2 separate regions of the Mus musculus genome follow, and region 2 is linked to region 1. The links are chromatin loops, found by intact Hi-C in ENCODE. Cell type or tissue: heart. All regions are shown on one strand.

Region 1 (4,000 bases):
AATGTAGACCATTTAAACTCTAAATCCTAGACTTCTTCAGGACACCTGAAGCCCAAAGATCATGTGAATGAAGTTTTCTACAATTTAAAATTATTACTCTTTTTATAAATTGTATATAGAGCAAGGGACTGGAAAGAGCATGCAGATGTTAAGAGCACTTGCTGCTCCTCCAGAGGGCCTGAGTTCATTTCTGGGCATGCATGGTAAACAGTTTAAAACTGTCTATAATCCCAGAATCAGTAGTTATGATATACTCTTCATGCCTGCATGGATATACCACACACATATGCAGACACACATAAACATAAGTAAGAAGTAAAAATAAAACTTTTCAAATTTTGTGTGTACCATTAAACATAATCCCTGAAAGGTCTGAGCATAATGGGAGAACCTTAAGCAGGTGTGTATCAGAATCTAAACTCTGCAGTTTCAAAGAAATATAGTTAATACCAATTAATGACTCTTCATGCTGGGGACAATGGATTCAGCCTTAAGATATGGAACTATCCCATATCCAAAGAGGTGTTTTTCTCATTAATCTCAGCAGAACATCAAACAAAGAAAACCAAATGGACCAGCTCCAATCCATCTGGAGCAGCCGATCTATGGGAAAGGTTTCTATTCACACACCAAAGATCAGAAACAAAAGCTCAATCGAGAAATATAGTCATCTCCTTCCTCTGTAGCCTCCCTTCCCACCCACTCCCTTACCCCGTGACCTCAAATAATCCCAAATCTGGGAAACATTAGTAGAGTTCCTCTAGCTGACCCCATTACTGTGCACGGTAGGTGAAGGTAGTCTCTGAGGTGGTGAATGTCAAGGTTTAGTGTGAAGTGTAACATTCATTTTAGACACAGAGATACTCCATAGGAAATAAAGACAGCATTGATGGAGAAGAGCGTAAATGTCTTACAAGCATAGAACAGTGTCCTGTTGAGGAAGTGATAAATAATAAGGCTTTCTTACCACACCTGCTACTCATTAAGAGACAGAAGCCTCTTGGCCACCATTAATACTTTCAGCATCTGCCAGAGGAAATAGAGGGCTTTGCAAAGACAAAGATGTTTTTTAAAAGGTGGTGGTAGAACTGAACAGATGTGTGTCTATTTTGTAGATTAGATTATAAAGAACTTCAGTGAATAAAGGTTCAATGATTAAAGCATCCACATAAACAACACTGATCAAATACAATCATATAAGAAATGGAGGGTGATCATTTCATCTAAAAAAAAGCATAAATGCTTGAAGTATCCACTTTGCTGTTAATATTGCACAAAATAAAAGATTTTTTTCTTAACTATAAAGGCATCTTTGGCAACCCAAGACGTAAAGTGTCTTGCTAGGAGAGTTGGACTCGAGAGCTGGATCATTTATTAAAGTCAAGGCTCACAACCAAGACATCAAGTTGCAGAGTTAAAGGAAGTGATGAAGATTATAAATGCAAGCTAATTGTTTCACAAGATGAAGACTGAGTCGTTGCCTTAAGATCTAAGTAATAATGAGAAACGGCTTCCTCCTCTTTTCAAGTCCCATTCAGCCCGGGAAAGAGTAGAGGTAGGGAAATGATCCCTCTAGTTTCTCACACTCAACATGGAAGCTAACCCGTAAATAGACTCAAAGTGCAGGGACTCGGGTAAGAAGAACAGCAGCCTCAGAAAATGCTGAAGGCTGTAGTTCAAGAAGCCTACCTCTCCTTTTCTAACAGGGTTTTCTGCCAAAACTAAAATAAAATCGACCCTGGAAAACCTTCATGACACTGTGGCTCTGGTCTAATCTAAAGGCTGATATAACTTTAGCTTGAATGAAAAGGAACAGAGGATTTTTCGTATGTGTAGATGCATTGTGTCGTCGATTAGAAGGTGGGGAAGCGTGTGGGGGACTTTTGGGATAGCATTGGAAATGTAAATGAAATAAATACCCAAAAGAAAGAAAGAAAGAGAGAGAGAGAGAGAGAGAGAGAGAGAGAGAGAGAGAGGGAGAGAGAGGGAGAGGAAGGAAGGAAGGAAGGAAGGAAGAAAGAAAGAAAGAAAGAAAGAAAGAAAGAAAGAAAGAAAGAAAGAAAGAAAGAAAGAAAGAAAGAAAGAAAGAAAGAAAACATTTGTTCTGATTTACCAGAATCTGACTTTCTGAGAGAAAAATTACCAGGAACTTCAATTCCTTAGTGTCTCTAAGGAATCATTAATTCCTCTGTCACATCTCTGCTATCTGCCCTAAATCCATCCCCAGTCACCCTACAGCATAAGTGGCATCTTCTCGGTGTCTCCCTGGGTAGAAAGGAAGATAAAATTGATAACGACTGAGGATTCTACTTAGATCAAGTGTTCCTTGCAGGTATTGATTTTGTTTTCTTATCTTAACAGCCAAGCTTAAAGTCTTAAATCTTAAACAGACTATTTGTTATTTCAAGTTGTAGCCACAAGGTAGCAGAATGACTTAATTTTAACTCCTTCTAAAACCTATTAAGCAACTCAGGAAACATGTTGGAAATATGATCATGCTGTAGTACAGGAAAAATATAAAATTAAATATGTGTTTTTCTTAGGAAAAACAACTTTTAAAATGTAAGGCAAAAATGGTGGTAAGGGAATCAGATATTCTCTTGTTAATGAGGGGCACTGAATGTGTGGAACTAAAATTACAGCCATATTTGACTTTTCTTAGTTGCCTCATTTGCTAAATCCCCAAACCAAAATATCACAATTAATAAAAGAATATCATACACAAATTTATGTTTATTTATAGTCAATAATCAAGGACTAGCGTATAGAAGTATATAAATTTCCAAACAAGCTTTGTTTTTATAAATTAATGACAGTAATTAATATTAAAACTGTTCAAATCTTTGGAGATTGAAGTGATACATATGCATATATGTAAATATGAGTTTCTCAATAATTCCCTGCTCTTATTATTGTGAATAAATCATTAAGATTTGTAGCTGGATTACGAAGTGAACATAAAAAGGAAGAGAATATTGTATTCTGTTTTATTAACTAGTAGATGCACTCAAAATGCAGTAATGAAATATATTTAAAGAAAGTAAGATGCCTAATCTTAATAGCTGCGGATGAGACTTCTCAGAGTCGAGCTATAAACGTGTCTCAGGAAGCCCGTCCCTGGATGCTTGCTGGCATTCCTTTGTATGTCTGCCTAAGAGCAGAAGTCTGAGAAAACAGATAAGCCTTCTTCTGTGATAGTGAGACTGACAGCCCAGACTCGGGGAGAAGTCTATGAAGAATGCCAGGGCCAAGGGCGTTTCTCACCCCCTCCAAAAAAATACCTTCTTTTCTTTACACCAGAATTTCAGGCAGAACCCTAGTATCAAGTATGTTACATTCTGACAAATGCTAAATATCCCATTAGACTCCCCATAAAAGACAAAGGAGAAAATGTAGGTCACACTAGGGGAGTACACAGACACATAAAGGGAAGTGCCATAAGATATACCTATGTGTAATTATATAATTACAGAGTGATAGCAAAGAGGGTAAAATTGGAAGTCAATCCTTTGTTAGTGGAAAAAAATGCAAAGGAAGGATAGTTAATACTTTTTAATAGGTTAATAGTAAAAAGTACTGAATCTAAAGTGTAATGACCCAAAATATGTCCTCAATATGAGGAATTTTGTAGTAACTGCATGAATAAGTACAATAATTCTTAAAATATATAAGTACCATATGCTCTAACGATATCTCTCCTACATCAGTACCCAAAGGCACCAAAGTCAGCATATAATAAATTTATCAAGTTAACATCAGCATTGGTTATTACAGGCTAGTGGTAGAATCAGATCAAGTACTCATGAACAGGTAAATAGATTAAAAACTCATAACATATATTTTTCAGATAAGAAACAATGTCAGTTATGGGAAAATGGATAAAATTGGAGACATTCATGTTTTAAAAAATAGGTTTGTTGCAGAAAAACAAGCATCACATTAAAAATAGGATATTAACATAGGACATGAAAAAATAGGAAGAGATCCAGAAACAGCAAGA
Region 2 (4,000 bases), 95 kb after region 1:
GCCATAGTGAAGGAGAGTCTAGATGCATGTAACTGGACTATTACTAACCTGACTTTGATATTTGACACAAAATTAATCTTACAAACAAACAATCTCATCTTTTCTCTAAGGTAGAGTACTATCACTAAGTCTACTTACCATGGACAACATGGTCTGATGTCTTATCAATTCCTTGCACTTCCAGCACAAATTGTGTTGCTATTGCTTTGAGCCCTGCCTTTAATACTTTCCTTTCACAGTCCAGTAGACAGAAACATAAGAAGTACAAAGGGATGGTAGCTGTGCATGCTCTGCTTTCTCATACAACGTCTACATACTCACACCCAGGTTTGGTTTTACTTTATATTTGCCTCTACAAATAGCTGCCCTTCAATGAGTGATTTATTTATTTTTTAAGGTGTGTGTGTGTGTGTGTGTGTGTGTGTGTGTGTGTGTGTTACAGTAACTCTCCAACACAAATAAGTCCGGTCAGTGAAAACACAACTCAGTTAAAATGAATACATGCTGTGTGCCTAGATTGGGCAGATCTACCGCTACACCACCATCTTCCCCGTATAAGAGACCCCTTGTAACGGGGTTTTTCCAGGCCAGGTGCTTCTGCTCCACTTTACTCTAATCACCTGAGTGCTGACTCATTCCTTGTTCACAACTTCTCACAGGAGAGCAGAATTAACATCAAATACAATTAGCCCCAGAGCTATCCGCAACATATGTGTATCTGCAAGTATGCCACATGTGTGTAGATAGCTGTAAAGGCCAGGAAAAAAGTATCAGCTTCCCCTTGATAGGAAGTTATAGGTGGTTTCCAGCTGCTCCACATAGATGCTGGGAATTGAACTTGAGCAGCTATCTAGTGAACTTGGATCCCTGTAAGAGCAGCTTTCTTGTGAGCTTACCCACTTAGTCATCCCTCCAATCTCAATTAGTTTGCTTTTTCCTCATGACACATGTATTTATTATCTGTATTTCCTCCAGACTTCTTGAGCAAACTGTACACAGTCTCACTGGATGAATAGTGGAAAATATGTGACCCAAGGAGATTGGCGCATGCTTTATTTTGTACTTTTCATGACTCTGAAGTGGAGAATGGCTCCTAACAGGTCTTGGTGGTATGACGGCTCCACATTTAGATTTAGTCAAAAGATAGAGAAACCCCAGCTTGAAAGAGGAGTTGGTTAGCAACATCATACCATATCATGTGGATGATCCTTATGATGGACACAAGCTTGTCAGTCATACAGCACATTGTGTGTCATTTGTCAAAGAAGCTCTTCTTTCAGTATCCTAATGGTGGCCACTGCCACTCTATTGTAATAATGTTTCTTACATTTATTCATGTGTGAATATTCACTTATTGTCTATTGCTTATTCTTTCCCAACTCCATCCACCAAAAGGGAAAAAAAAGTTTCATGAGAACAGGACCTTCTTTAGCTCATTTACATTGCTGAAAATTATTTGGGCTACATGGTAAGTGTATCCTCTCTGAAAGCAAGAGTCACTAGACTGTCTGGAGAGACTTCAGACAGCAATGTGAATAATCTTTCCTTCTACCCAATTCTGCCTTTTCTTTCTAGACCAGTGGTTCTCAACCTTTCTAAAGTTGTGCCCCTTTAAAACAGTTCCTCATGCTATGGTAAAATACAACCATAAAATTATTTCACTGTTACCTCAAAACTGTATTTTGGCTGCTGTTATTAATCATAATGTAAATAAGTGATATGCATTCCCCAGTGGTGTTTTAGTCCTCAAGTTGAGAACCACAATTGTAGACATAGTCAGTGTCAACAGGAAATTAGACATGATGGATAGGTTTTATTAACCAATAGTACAAAGTCTATAACTCTATTATACTATGTCCTACAGTAGACAAATTCATGAACAGGATGTTAAAAACTTATCTCAAACAAATATTCTGAAAAAGGCAATATAACTTCATAAATTACTGAGCTTAAGTGTTTGATTACATGCCCATGAAATTAGCATCATTGCTAAAATGTTACTTTGCTCCTTCATGGTTCAAACCTAGCAGATATTATGCTAGAAGGCATGAAGTAAATGAAGAAAGTTCTTAAATCTTGTTTGTTAAAAATGTACCTAAGTTAACTGTGACTGTGAGGATTTAAGAACAAAGTTTTCTGGGCATATATAAAACTCAAGCTCTATGCCTGAAAAATGTCACAACAAAGTCTTAAATTGTCTTTTTTTTTTTTTAATTTGGCATCAGAAATTTTATCTGAAAGGTCATTTGATTTCCTGTAAATGCAGCTCTATGGAGTGATCCCAATAATGAGCAACACATTCAGTGGTCGCCAGCTATTTAGTGTCACGCTGTATTTCAACAAAAGCCAATACATCCTGTGTGACAGGAAAATGGGTGGAGGACCTTGTGTATCAAACTTCCAGAAACCCTTGTTTGTAAGTCTGAGGTTTTGTGTCACAGTGTGAGCATCCAAAAATTTTTGAGCAGGTCATGGATTTTTTTTTTTTAACTCGGAACGTTATCTTCATAGAGCACATCAAAGTTTCTTTCCTTTTAAAAATATGTAATCAAGTAGCTGGTAATCATACCAACATGAAAGAATATTAAATAAAAGAAGATGCTTGATATCGAGTAATAATCTATATGTAGTAAGACAGCATATAGTCACGACTCATAAGAATTATTATTATAAATTGTGTGTGTGTGTGTGTTATGCATGTATTATTCCAGTGGAAAAGGAAATTGAAACACAAGGGGTTTTTTTAATGTCTCTTTTCTGAATAGTTTTGAAGTGCCTAACTAGCAGAAGAGGCAGATCCTAAAGATAAACAGATTTAAGGGGTTGGATATTAGTGTCAACAGACCCTATGGTTGGTAGTTTCAAGTCAAAAACAACAGTAAGACTAGGGCATTCTTTCCCTTACATCCTCTCTCTATCATGATTGGGCCTGTGTCCCTGGCCACCTGCCCTGCTGTCACTTCTCCCTGTCCTTGTAGTCCTTTTATCAGCTCTGCCAGAAGAAATGAATGTGCTGATTGATATTCCCCTTGACCCAAGATGTTTCAGAAAACTGAAACAAAAACTGAAGAGTTACAGATCCTACTATTGTGTGTGTGAGCATTTCAGAACCCTTCGGTTCAGCTCCACTGAAATCTTCCCAAACATTCTTTTCCTTGCATTGTCTTAGAAGGATATGGTTCCCTCTAAGTGGAGCAAATCCCTACCTACCTCAATGACTTGTCTCAGGAAGACATCGGAGCTCCGGTCACAGGCTAGCATACTCTTGGTCTTTACAACTCTCTGTGGCTGCCCCAGCAATTGAAAGGGGGCTTCAGAGTATGTGATGATTAAAGAACCATGAGAATTTCTAAAGACAGAGGTATTCCAGCTGAGAATTCGTCACCCTACATAGTTTTTGAGAGATACACAACTGTGCCATGAGTTAGCAGAACCTTAGTCATTGACTGCCCTTTCTATAGCAGAAAGCTCTGATGCCTGTATTTCCTGTTTGTAAGTTTCAAATCTTTTAAAGCACGATTTTGTGATTTTCTTTTCTTCTTCAACTTTATTGAAGTAAAAGAAGTAAAAGTAGCTACAGAAGGGCAGAGTATCGTGATAATAATTGTTCACTGGTTCTGAATTTTCTCCATCTTCTGGAAGCATTTGGAAAACTGTTCTGTGAAGTAACATTCAATCAACAGTGTCACTAGGTGGAATATAGTAGCTAATTCCCTAGGTGGGCTACAATACATCTCTTGACCTTCAAGGAAGGTGAATGTATATGCAACTTTAAAATACAGGAAAATCAAATTCACAGGGGTTTAATAATAGTAAACTATTTTAATGCCATCCCATGTTTATATGCTGCCAAACACATGTGCTTTTGAGGACACTGTCAGTGCCTTTTGACAAGATGGTTTCTTTCTTAACATGAGAACAAGAGCTTCCCACAAATGTAACTTAGAACAGCTTATTTTAAGGGCATATTGGAGAAAATGTGGTGGATTCATCAAGATGG

The links. Peaks named below come from ENCODE experiments on the same cell type or tissue, not always from the same donor. Only the 100,000 strongest peaks of a DNase experiment are listed, where the experiment ranks them.
Region 2: a loop joins it to region 1, with 2.7 times the contacts of the local background. A loop is called at or near these places in 1 of 42 quality-filtered maps.

Annotation. Positions count from the first base shown.
Region 1 is chr13:115,218,329-115,222,328 of GRCm38, reverse strand. No RefSeq gene overlaps it. Among named protein-coding and RNA genes, the nearest start is that of Gm25985, 100 kb to the right of the region's middle. In heart, a CTCF peak has its summit at 2,418 (motif pointing right); no DNase peak of the experiment used is centred here.
Region 2 is chr13:115,123,677-115,127,676 of GRCm38, reverse strand. The region is part of intron 2 of Gm41075 (a long non-coding RNA gene); the gene reads right to left. Among named protein-coding and RNA genes, the nearest start is that of Gm25985, 9.6 kb to the right of the region's middle. In heart, no CTCF peak of the experiment used is centred here; a DNase peak (open chromatin) is centred at 2,326.